Regions from separate parts of the Homo sapiens genome. Here region 1 is linked to region 2. The links are chromatin contacts, found by Hi-C or POLR2A ChIA-PET in ENCODE. All regions are on one chromosome and are shown on one strand. The core of a region is the stretch at or near the end of the contact, and the rest is flanking DNA. Distances in the headings are between cores, read along the strand shown.

Region 1 (6,001 bases), core at 350-2,849, 36 kb after region 2:
GGCTGCATGCCATGCCCTGTGGACAAGCATTGGGGTTCCCTAAGAGGCTGTAAAATAGGAGTCACTGGGATTCTGCCTGCATCTGATGTGAGAGCCACCCCTGCTTTTGTAGCACAGAGTAACAGATGGTGCCAGAAGGAATTTAAGAAGCCTGATTTTTGCTCACAGCAGCAGGCAGTGTGGTGTAGTGGTTAAGCACCAGAGCCATCAAAGTTGACATCCTGGACTTACCATGTACCTGCTGAATGACCTTAGGCAATTTACTGAACCTCTCTGAGCCTCCCTTTGCCCTTCTATATAATTGGGATAATAGTAAACTCCCATAGGGTTGGTGGAAAAGTAGGTGAGACATTGCATTTAAAGCACACATTGCTCCACCTGGTGCAGAGTAAGGGCTCCATAAATGGTCCTGGTTGTTGGCATTGCTCTTGGTGTTAGTAGACCAGTTGATAGGGTTTGTCTGTGTCCCCACCTAAATCTTATCTAGAATTGTAGCTCCCATAATCCCCACGTGTCATGGGAGGGACCTGGTGGGAGGTAATTGAATCATGGGGGTGGGTTTTTCCTGTGCTGTTCTTGTGATAGAGAAGAAGTCTCACGAGATCTGATGGTTTTATAAAGGGCAGTTTCCCTGCACACACTCTCTTGCCTGCCGCCGTGTAAGACGTGCCTTTGCTCCTCCTTTACCTTCCACCATGATTGTGAGGCTTCCCTAGCCATGTGGAACTGTGAATCCATTAAACCTCCTTTTCTTTATAAATTACCCAGTCTCAGGTATTTCTTCATAGCAGTATGAAAATGGACCAATACACCAGCCACAAATTGAGTATCCCCCACATCCCATCCTCTCTCATTCCTTTTCTTCCTTCCTCAATATTAATCATTACCCACTACCAGCAAAGCCTAGTGCTGGGACAGTTGGAAACAGAGAGATGACAAAGACTGACTCAGCCTTGAGGAGCTTACAGAGCCCTCTAGAAGAACAAGGGTCAGTTGGACAAGCTGCCAGGAAGCCTTAGCTTTGAATCTCGGCTCCACTCCTTGCTCCATGTCCTTGGATCAGGTTGATTTATCTGGGCTCAAGTTCCTTAACTGAACGATGGGCTTATATTCACCCCAACACCTCACAGTGTTGTGTCTGGCTGCAGTTCAGAAGGAAAGCAGACCTGCAGCCATCTATCCACCTTCCAGCGGAACAGATTCTCAGGCCCCTTGCAGCCCTGGCATTGCGCGATGCTGTGATTCGTCTGTGACCCTTAAAAGACCTGCCCTTAACTCCCGGGGTGCAGTACAGCAGTAGAGGTTCTCAGCACCAGCAAACGTGTTCTGAACTGAGCGCTGGTAAACAGAACCAGTGTTTACGAATGGGTGTCACTGGCCTGCTGCTTTGCGTTTTATCACCGAAGATTATGGAAGATTGGGAGCTCTTATTTCAGAGCATGCTTTATGGTTTTCATTACTCTCCTGAATCTCTGTATAATTTGCTGGGATTAGGGACGGAGTGCCTTTGTTTCTTTGTTTGCATTCTTTTCCTTCCATGTAAACCAGTAAAAATCAATAAAAAGCCAGCAGATGAAAGCCCCGCCCACACCAGAACTTGGCTGCGTGTCCCAACATGACTGAGTTGGCCCCTTCTTGGTCAGGGAACAGGCTGAGTGAACCTGAACCTAGGTTTTTGTTTCTGTGTGGTCTGAAAGAGGACCACGCCCTGTATTTACAGATGGGGAAACTGACACCAAGAATTAGGAAATGACCTGTCTAAGGCTGATTTACCTAGCATCTACTGAACCCCATGCCGAGTCATTTGACAAATTATTTTGGGGTGCCTGCTGAGTGTAATTAGCAAGGATCAGGGAGTGGCTTTGTTTCTTTGTCTGCATTTTTCTTTTTAACCCTGAGCTGAGCTGCCATTCTGTCACAATAGTCTCTAAAACAGGGTACATGCGTGAATGTGCACGAAAGGGCAAGAGGAATGTTTTAGAACATTTTTCTCATCCTTTTAGTATTTATATACTTTATGTATATTTTATAATGACCTATATTATATGGTAGTACAGCAGTATATTATATACAATGTTATATATGCTATGTATATGTCTCTAATATTATACTATATATTCAGTTATAGGTTTGGTATAATCTATAATTAAATATATAGTCACATATCAGAGAGGTATATATAAGAATGGTAGGGATGTGTGATCAAAACTGTTTGGAGACCACTGGTTTAATGAATGCATAGCTGTTCCTGACCATTCTGTCTACACTACCCACCCCCCATCATTACTCTCTTTTCCTCTATTCTGCCTTTGTCTTCATCATTCTCCCTGATATTATATTGCATTTTTGTTTATGGTCTGTTTCCTCTATTAGAAAGATAGGTCTGCATAGGTGGAGACTTGGGTTTGCCCACTACTGTCTCCCCAGCACCTAGAAGTGCAGGCTGGGCACTCAGGGGCATGTGCTAAATACTTGCTGAAACAAATGAATGGATGTGGAGCCTCTGCAGACAGGTGAACACACATGCCCCACAAGAGTGTGCTGTGTACAGGGTTAGGGCAAGGGCAGAGTAATCTGGGGATGCCAAGTGGGCATCTGATCCAGCCTGAGGTATGCAAAGGGGCTTCCTAATGAAGGGCTGCCTACACTGGCACCCAAAGGCTGAGGAAGGAGTTGGCCAAGAAAGAGGAGAGCTCCGGGTAGGAACAGCAAGGGCAGATACAAGAGACTAGAGAGGGCAGCGTCTTCCTCAGGGCTGGGCAGTGTCAGGGAATTAATGGCAATGGATGAGGCTGGAAAGGAGATTAGATCTGTTCATCAAACACTTCCACATTGTCTTCAGGAGTTGGGGCTGTATCCTAAGGGCAGGGGGAACCATTCTGACTGCAGCATGGTGTGGTGTGTGGAGCATGGACTAAGAGGCCAGACCTCTGGATTTGCATCCTGGCTCTGTTATTTGTCAGCTCTGTGACTTTGCAGTTATTTAACCTCTCCTGCCTCAGCTCCCTCAGCTGTAAAATGGGGATGATAATAGGATCAGCCTCAGCAGGGCATTGGGAGGATTAAATGAGCTAATTTATGTAAATCGCAGAGATAGCTCTTGGCATGTAATAACTACTCTATATGTGCAATTTATTATAACTCATTCAACAAATGTTTATTGAGCCCCCTATGGTCTCCAGGCTGGAGATACAGTCGTGACCAAATCATACCTAAACCATGGAGCTTGCATTCTAATTAGGGCAGAAAAAAACAATAAATGAAGAAATAAATTAACAAGAACAAATTGGCCAGCAATAAGACCAAGAAGAGAATTAGAGTGGGGATGTATAAAGGTGATGGGACTCCCTCAGGTTGGGCATTCCATAAGGGCCCCCTGGAGGAGGTGACTTACTAGGAATGAGTTTGGATGCTTTCGAAGGCCTGCAAGGATAAGTGTGTTTGCCATATAGTGGGCCCAGGGGAGGGAGGCTTTAGGAGAGATGGGCCAGGACCTGGCACACAGGGCTTGTCTGTCAAGGGAAGGGGTTTGGGTGCAAAGCCACTAGATGTTTCTACGTGTGGTGGGATTTGGCTCCTTTTTAAAAGATCCTCTTTGTAGCAATTGTGAATGGGAGTTTACTCTTGATTTTGCTCTCTGTTTGTCTATTATTGGTGTATAGGAATGCTTGTGATTTTTGCACATTGATTTTGTATCCTGAGACTTTGCTGAACTTGCTTATCAGCTTAAGGAGATTTTGGGCTGAGACTATAGGGTTCAGCCATAAAAAAGGATGAGTTCATGTCCTTTGCAGGGACACGGATGAAGCTGGAAACCATCATCCTCAGCAAACTAACAAACGAACAGAAAACCAAACACTGCATGTCCTCACTCATAAGTGGGAGTTGAACAATGAGAACACATGGACACAGGGAGGGGAACATCACACACTGGGGCCTGTTGTGGGGTGGAGGGCTAGGGGAGGGATAGCATTAGGAGAAATACCTAATGTAGGTGATGGGTTGAGGGGTGCAACAAACCACCATGGCATGTGTATACCTATGTAACAAACCTGCATGTTCTGCACGTGTATCCCAGAACTTAAAGTATAATAATAATTAAAAGAAAAAATCCTCGTAGCTGCTGCCTGGACTCACTGCAGGGTAGGAGGGTCCTTGACATGAAGAAGAAAATGGGCTTGTCGGTGCCCCTGCTGTGTCCCCTCACCTCCTCAATGGCACCTTCGCCCTTCATTGCTTCTAGTTCCCTTATATTCTCCCTGACCCCATGTCAAGGCCCACTCTGAGGATCATTCCAGCTTAAGAGCCAAATGACTGCAGCAGCTTACTTTGCAGCTCTTCGTTTTGGGGCAAGATTGGCCAGCTAGTGAGTACCAAATTTAGGGTGCAGACCCACTCCAGAAGCCAGGCCTATAGGCCTTACCCATTTGCCCTGCAGGTATGGCTGGCCAGAGACCACTCAGTGCCTTCCACCCACAGCCCTGAGTTTAGCATTTGCCTCTGTTGTCTGTGTGTGTGCCGCATTTTGAGAGGCAGCCTGGTGTAGAGGTGAAGCCAGAAGGTCCCAGAGACAGGCTGCCTGGGGTGGAATCCTGCTTCCACTCCTTGCCAGCCAGGTGACCCTGGGTAGATTCCTTAACCTCTCTAGATTCCGGTTTTCTCTTCTGTAAAATGAGGATAACCATAGCAACTACCTTACAGAGTTCTAAGTGAGTTAACATTTATAAAGCCCTTAAATAGAGTCCAGCACATAGTAAGTGGTCAATAAGTGTTCACAGTTATTATCAGTGTTGCTTTCCTGCCTATTCAAGGGGACAGGCGCCTGTTCTCTGCCTACCTTTCAGAGATGGCTGCAGGATTAATGAGATAATGATTGTCGACTGTTTGGAGCTTTGCAGAACAAAGGCACTGCATAAATACACATGATTATTATTGTCATCTTTATGCTTTGCTTGGGTGGGCCTATTGTGGTTGGCTGATTTATGGAAATGGTGTGTGTCCCCAGGTGAACTGAATTAGTGATAAGCAAATTGCAGACAGTTCAGATAATCACAGGGTCTTCCATCTGCTCAGGGCCTTTCATTGTGAAAGCTTCCAGGGAGCTGTGTAAGATAGAACAGCAAGACAGCACCCATCCAAGCATGGCTCCAAGCGCCCAGGTGTGCAGGCATCCACCTATCCATCCACCCAGTAATGAGCATCCGGCCCAGGTGTGCTGAGCATGCTGGGCTCCAGACCCACACACCTGCAGTCTCTATGGGAGTGAGGAAACAAGCGTGCTCCTTGCAAAAATGGCAGTAACTGAGAACTCACATGTCTGGGACATTTGCTGAGCACCAAGTCATGTTCCAAAGATTTCCTATGTATTGATGTGTGTGATTCTCAACATCCAGGGAGGTAGAAACCAATTTTACAAATAAGGAAGCAGAAAAGACCTGCTTAGGGCCATGTAGCTAGGAGGGGTGTGGTTGGGGTTCCAACTCAAGCAGCCTGGCTCCACAGCCAACAATGTCGTTAACCAGTATGTGACCATTTCTAACGAGGAGCAAGAAGCCTCCTCAAATATCAGCAGAAGGAAAAATAGGTTAGCTGAGAGAGCCAGTGGCATTGGCCCAGAATGGAGACCCTGGTTGGGTTTCTTTGTTCCCTAAGTGCATCTTGGCAGGTGTCGTAGGTTGAGTTTCCTGGAAAAGAGACTCTAAGAGGTGCCCGAAGGAAACTTATTGGGGATTGTCTTTGGGGTTAACTCAGGGATGCAGAACTGGACAGAGAGAGAAGTTGAGCTGTGATATACTCACAACAGAGGCCTCAGTACATCCCCTGGGAATAGCTCTCCAGAGTTGTCCCCAGTCCAGACAAGGGGGTCAGGTCTTTGTACCCCCACACCAACTAGTCATTGGATACAGCTGCCCCAGGAGCGGGTGTGACCTTGAGAGAGGCCTTCCTTAGGCTGAGCAGTTCCTGGGAAGAGACTCAGCAGGAGGCCCTTGAACCTGCCGGC
Region 2 (6,578 bases), core at 1,525-4,024:
CACCACAGCAAGTTCTCATGAGATCTGGCCTTTTAAAAGGGTGTGGCACCTCCCTCCTCCCTCCCTGGTCTTGCTTGCTTCCGCTTTTGCCATGTGACATGCCTGCTCCCCACTCACCTTCTGCCATGATTGGAAACTTGCTGAGGCCTCCCCAGAAGCCAAGCAATGCCAACATCACGCTTCCTCTACAGCCTGCAGAACCATGAGCCAATCAAACCTCTTTTCTTTATAAATTGGCCAGTCTCAGGTATTTATTAATAGCAGTGCAAGAACAGCCTAACACGGGAGACCTCCAGGAGACTAAGCTGTCCTAGAATTTTTGACTTCTTGGTGACAGTTCCCTTCCTTTCTAAGCCACTGTGATCCTGTGTCTGGAATCCTGAGTTTCCGTTGGGTCCAGGGCTAGCATCCTTCTTTGCAGATGGATGCCAGATTCATATTCCTCATTTTTTTGGGGGGAGGGGGTGGTGGAAGGGGCATGGATACTGAAGCTTCCATCCAAGCAGCTCCCTAGGGGATGGGGAGAAGGAAAGGGAGAAGAGAGCTGAGGTGTAGTTGGCTTGCTCTGTCCCTCTGGCTGTCCAGAGTAGCTCTCAGCTGAAAGGACCATGGTGATGCTGTTGTCACTGTTATCCCATCTCCCACACTGGCCAGAGCTGTCCTGTTTCATCCCCACTCAGAACATCTCAAGAACCTAGGGACCATGGTCAACCTTCTTATCGGAGCCTCGCCTTACTCTCATCCAAGTTCATCCCTCCTGAACACCCCAGATCAGCCCTGCTCTGATATTATTATTGTCCTATTGACTGCAGGGTCAAGTCCAAGCTCCTCATCCTGGCACTCTCTAATTCTGCCTCAGTGGAACCTCTGCTCCTCCTAGGCAGAGCATCCATTCTCTCCATGAACCCTGTCATTCCTAATTCCAAGCTTCTGCTCAAGTCATTTGCCCACCTGGAATGGCTCCTCTCTTCCCCTGCTGTCAGCTTCACTGCTGCAAATCAAGCCCTACGTATTTCTTGGGGTTGCTCCCATCCAAGCATTTTTTCCTCCTTTGAACCCCCGTAGGCTTTGCTTGCTGTCTGTAATACAGCTTGGGCAATGGGTCATGTATGTCCTTTTGCTGTTGAAAGTGTTTTGCTGTGGCTATGACCTGCCCCTCCATTGGACTGTAAGCTCTTCTAGGGCAGGGTTTGAATCTTTCAGTTCTTTTATTTAAAAATTTTTATTTTTAGAGACAGGATCTCATTCTGTCACCCAGGCTGGAGTGCAGGGGCACGATCATGGCTCACTGCAGCCTCGACCCCCCAGGCCTAAGGGATCTGCCCATCTCAGCCTCCCAAGTAGCTGGGACCACAAGTGCACACCACCACACCTGGCTGTTTTTTTGGTTTTTTATAGAAATAGGGTCTCCCTATGTTGCCCAGGCCAGTCTCGAACTCCTGGGCTCAGCAATCCTCCTGTCTTGGCCTCCTAAAGTGTTGGGATTACAGACATGAGCCACCATGTCTGACCTCTTCCAGTTCTTTTGTATCTCTTTCCTGCTCTCTGCTCAATGAAGATGCCTCTTGGTCAATACTCCCTCAGTTAGAGCACAAATGCATGTATTCACTTATAGAGTGTTCTGATTGCTAAAGGTGGCTGGAGGTGAATGTGCCATATTTGACCAATAATAACTTTGATTTGAAAGTATTGGCCAATCCGATGCCACAATGTGTTTGACTGCTAGTGTCAGAGACCAAACTAACAGTGGCTTAAACAAGGTAGGGAGTTGGTTTTCTCTTTTACAACAGTCCAAGGCAGGTAGGCAGTCCAAAGCTGGGATGGTTATTATATTAGTCCATTTTCACACCACTATAAAGAAATGCCTGAGACTGAGACATATATAAAGGAAAGAGGTTTAATTGACTTATAGTTCTGCATGGCTCGGGAGGCCTCAGGAACTTATAGTCATGGCAGAAGACGAAGGGGAAGCAGGCACCGTCTTCACAGGCAGCAGGAAGGAGAGAGAAGTGTGAGCGCAGGAAAAAGTGCCACTTTTAAAACCATCAGATTTTGTGAGAATTCACTCACTATCATGAGAACAGCATGGGGGACACCACCCCCATGATCCAATCACCTCCCAACAGGTGCCTCCCTTGACTCCTGGGGATTACAATTTGGATTACAATTCAAGAGAGATTTGGGTGGGGACAGAGAGCTAAACCTTATCTGTAGTTCTGCATCAACTCAGGCTCCTTCTGTCTTTCTGCCCTGCCAGCCTTAACACATGGATTCCAGTCTCAAGGTAGCCTCATGGTCCCAATATGGCTGCTACAGCTTCAGTCATCACATGTGCATTTTAAGCAGAATGAAGAGTGACAAAGGGTAGGAAAAAGGGTACCTACCAGTGGAGTCAGTCTTTCTTTTAAGCAGCGTCACTGGATGTCCACCTAATAATTCTTCTTATATCTCTTTGGCCAGCACTTAGTCCCCCAGCACCCATATCCCCAAGGGAGGCTAAGAAGTTTAGTTCTTTACCCAAACAGTGTTCCCACCACTACCACCCAATCATGTTAGTGAAGAAGAGGGAGAGAAGGGAAATTGGTTGGGTTGCCAACCAATAGTACTTATCGTAGCTAGTTAATGACCTATTGTGTTTCAGGCAGAGTAAGTGCCTGTCAGAGAAGGCAGTGGATATTTCCAGCCCCAGCTTTGCAGTTTTCTGCCAGTGAATCCCAGGACATCAGAGGTCAGGTTTCTCTAAGACCTCATCCCCAGTCAAGTGTTTGTTGAATGATTCACCTTGAGTCCCTCAAATCACTGAACTACAATTGACCTCGTGGAGGGATGATGGCTGACACCTTTGTCATGGCCAGCTCATCACCTCCCACTGAGGAATGTTCTTGGCATTTTCCAGATCACATTAAGATTTGTTAAAGCAGAGGTAGAGCCAGAACAGCCTCTGTATTAAATTCATTGTCCCTAGTGCATGATAATAAACATAATCTTGAGTCCATGCAACTTTGAGCTTTAACACAGACTTAATTTAATATTTCTGTAGGTTTTAATATAGTGCCTTGATTAATAAGAGTGAATTCTGATTTTTAAAAATGATTGATTTGCTTTTAAAATCACCCTGGTGGGTAAAAGGGCTCTAAAAGAAATTAGCCTTGGATTAGAAAGCACTCAACCTCATAACTTTATGGCCAGACCTTGTTTATTTCCAGTGGAAGATAACCATTTTCCAGCCTAGTCCTTCATCCAGGCTTGTGAGATATGGAGCTGGATACCACCCTTGCTTTTCCTGTTGCTCAGGAGGTTCTTCCTACCTGGAAGGAGAGCCCCTTTTCACCCACCTGAAAGTGTTCTCTTTTCAGGGTATTTAGTGCATAGAGATAAACATGAAATATAAGATCATGGGCTACCTCTGGGTTGAATAGATGGGCAAAAAAAGAGTGATAAAGGCAGAAGACTCTTTACAAATAAGTAGACACCTTGATGGGCCTGAAAAATGGATCTCCAAGGCTATTCATAAGGCAAGTGGATGCTCCATTCTCTGGCTTTGGAGCTCTCTATGAAGGGAGAGTTTTATAGGATTTGCCCAGCAAAGAGAATTGGAAGGAGGTTTGTTTTTTCTTTGGATAAAATGGGTGTGGTATCTTTGGATTCTTTTCAGTTGCAAGTGATAAAAAAAAAAATCCAACCCAAACTCACTTAAGCAGAAGGGGGGGATTATTGGTTCATGTACAAGAGAAGCCCAGGGACAGGGTTGGCATCAGGGGCTGCCCATGCTGACTGGCTTGGGCCAGATAGGACACCCCCAACCCTGGAGCTGGGGCTAGATCAGCTGCTCCCAGACCACACTAGAGTGGAGGAGGGACTGAATTCCCCAAAGGAAAACAAGGAAACCTAGGGAGACAAAAAAAAATGCCCATTCTGCAATGTATTTTTCCCCAAAATTTGAACTGACTGTGGGCAGGTGTTGGCAGTAGGGCTTGGTGGGTGGGGAGGTGGGACAAAGCCTGGGATCTTAAGAGGAAACAGTGGGTAGAAGGAAATGAATGACGAGCTAGAGAAGCTACTTGGACGTAAGGAGATGGCTGCTCTTTTCGTTCAATAGTTACTGGATTCCAAAAGTTTTACAAGACATTATCTCAATTAATCTTCATAATGGTCTCATGAGGTATGAACTCATTTTAGCCTTGTTGCACCAGTGAGGAAGCAGACCCAGGAAGGTCCATGGATTTGTCCAAGGTCTCTTTGTCATTAAGTAGCACAATCAGGGCTCACACCTGGGGCTGTTGAGAGTGGCGTGGAGCGGAGCTTGTGCTCATTCCCATCCAGCTGCCCTGCACACTGGAAGGAATCTGGTAGTGAAAACAGCATGCTCCTGATTAGGGATTCTTTTGGGGGCTGCTGAAATAGGTAGTCCTCAAGTCCCTGTTGCTTCTGAGTTTGTGATGTGGGGGAAGATGGAAAGTCTAGATTGGGATGGGGGCTAAACTGAGAATACTTTCTGGAAGCACCCCCATTGAAGGAAGTTAGGGGGCATCTAGGAGGAGAAGCATCCAGGGCCAGGAAATGGCCCCTTGTGATGGTCCAGAGAAGGCATCCTCTAGCTATAGCTCTTCGTTACAAGAAATACCATCACATAACAGGAAGCCCTTCAAATTGATTCTGCTCTTAATTTTTTTTTTCAGATAGAGGCTTGCTCTGTGACCGAGGCTGGAGTGCAGTGGTGTGATCTTGGCTTACTGCAACCTCTGCCTCCCGGGTTCAAGCAATTCTTCTGCCTCAGCCTCCCAAGTAGCTGGGACTACAGGTGTGTGGCACCACGCCTGGCTAATTTTCTGTATTTTTAGTAGAGATGGGTTTTCACTGTGTTAGCCAGGATGATCTCAATCTCCTGACCTTGTGATCTGCCCGCCTCAGCCTCCCAAAGTGCTGGGATTACAGGCGTGAGCCACCATGCCCGGTGAGTCTGCTCTTAATTTTTTGTCAATAAAAAGTACAATTTTTACTGGAGACAGAGACCTTGGCTTGCCAGACTCTGTCTCTGACTGCTTGCGGGTAAATAGCAGAGGCCAAAGTATCACATCTCCATTCTGGTCCTGCAGGGAATGAAGAAACAGGGCAGGGCTTCCTAGTATTAGGCACAAAACTGGGGTATTTTTATGTGATGTTTTTACAGTGACTGTTATAACCAACAGTATTCTTAAAACTTACTGGGGGTAATCATAGTTTTATTTCATCCCTGTAAAAGTCTTCCATTTAGAGCAGCATATATTATTCTGCAAATCTCCATATAAATGCTACTCATCCATTTTTCACATGGGCCACGGAGTAGCTTTAGCTGATTACATTTTGACTGTATTTACTGAAGTAGTCCTCCTAACTTGGGGAATATTTAATTTAGTGCAAACCAATTACATTCAGCCAAATTTTATTGAGCCAGCTATGAGCCTCACACTGTTCTAGGCTAGGAGATATAAAGTTAAATATCTTTATATGAGATATAAATATAAATATAAAGTTAAATATGAAGGCAGGGTGAATTCCTACCTTTGAGAATCTTTCAGTTAACTATTGCTGCATAACAACTACCCCAAAACATATTGGCTTCAAGAAACCATTTAATTGTGTGCATCAGGAACCCAGGAAGGGCTCAGCTGGCAGTTCATCTGTGATGCATGTGGCTCCCAAGATGGCTTCTTACTCATACACTTGGTGCCTTGATGCGTTTCGACCCCCCTCTTTCTACATTGCGTCTTGTCTTCTAAGGTCTCTCCACAGGGCCTGGGCTTCTTACAGCATGGAGGTATCAGGGTAATGGCTGTTTTTACATGATGGCTGGCTTCCAAGAGTCAGGAGTTAGAAACTCCCAAGTCAGTTAAGGGCTACGTTCAAAACTGACAGTGTCACTTTCATCATTGGTCAAGGCAGTCACAGGGTTGCCTACTTTCAAGAGAGTGGGAAGAATCCCACCCCTTGATGGGAGAGTCACAAGGTCACCCTGCCAAAAAGCATGTGCAAAGGGATCAATTGTTTACTTCTTTGGAAAATGCAGTTGGCCACAAAGGACATCCAGATGTGCAGTTTAGTAAAGTATAATGCAGGGTGGTAACCACAACAATGAAATACCAGCAAGCTGAAGGAGGAGCCCAGAGATGGAGGAACAGGCTTGCCAGTGGGCTGGGGTGGGGAGAAGGTACAGAAGGCTTCAAAAGAAAGAGCAACCAGGGGTTGAAAGATGGGTTTTGAAAGATGAATAGTTTGTGCACTTTAGGGAGAGAGAATTGCAGGTGGGAAGGCGTGGTGGTGGGGTCCTCATGAAGGCCTTACTCAGAAAGTCTCCCCATACTTCACTACTTTTATTTATATGTACTAATATGTGCATGCGTGTGTGTATATATGATGTGGGTATCTATGCATATGTATGTATTTACATATGTATATAGAAATATATATATACACACATATACATATATGTATATACTCATATCTACACACACACACGCACACACACACACATACATATTTTAACAGAGACTTCCATTCAGTCTTTCATTCAGTAAATGTGTCCTGACCACCTAATGTAT

Evidence for each region. Hi-C counts contacts between places; a loop is a spot of excess contacts on that map. ChIA-PET counts read pairs that join two places held with the same protein, here RNA polymerase II (POLR2A). Pooled maps may share reads with other maps.
Region 1: a loop to region 2 is called in a map of natural killer cell, with 1.9 times the contacts of the local background. The contact joins two enhancer-like sites. A Hi-C loop is called at or near these places in 3 of 168 maps with a recorded cell type or tissue (astrocyte of the cerebellum, endothelial cell of hepatic sinusoid and natural killer cell) and 3 of 50 pooled maps. POLR2A ChIA-PET finds 5 or more read pairs at or near these places in 12 of 52 experiments (A549, CD4-positive, alpha-beta T cell, CD8-positive, alpha-beta memory T cell and 7 more).

What each region holds. Positions count from the first base shown.
Region 1 is chr12:107,378,817-107,384,817 of GRCh38, forward strand. The region is part of intron 1 of ABTB3 (ankyrin repeat and BTB domain containing 3); the gene reads left to right. Among named protein-coding and RNA genes, the nearest start is that of ABTB3, 63 kb to the left of the region's middle. Within about 2 kb of position 1,600, at least 6 of the 41 ENCODE cell types and tissues checked have a DNase peak (open chromatin) inside an H3K27ac peak, as active enhancers do.
Region 2 is chr12:107,341,802-107,348,379 of GRCh38, forward strand. All of the region lies in intron 1 of ABTB3 (ankyrin repeat and BTB domain containing 3), which reads left to right. Among named protein-coding and RNA genes, the nearest start is that of ABTB3, 27 kb to the left of the region's middle. Within about 2 kb of position 2,775, at least 3 of the 41 ENCODE cell types and tissues checked have a DNase peak (open chromatin) inside an H3K27ac peak, as active enhancers do.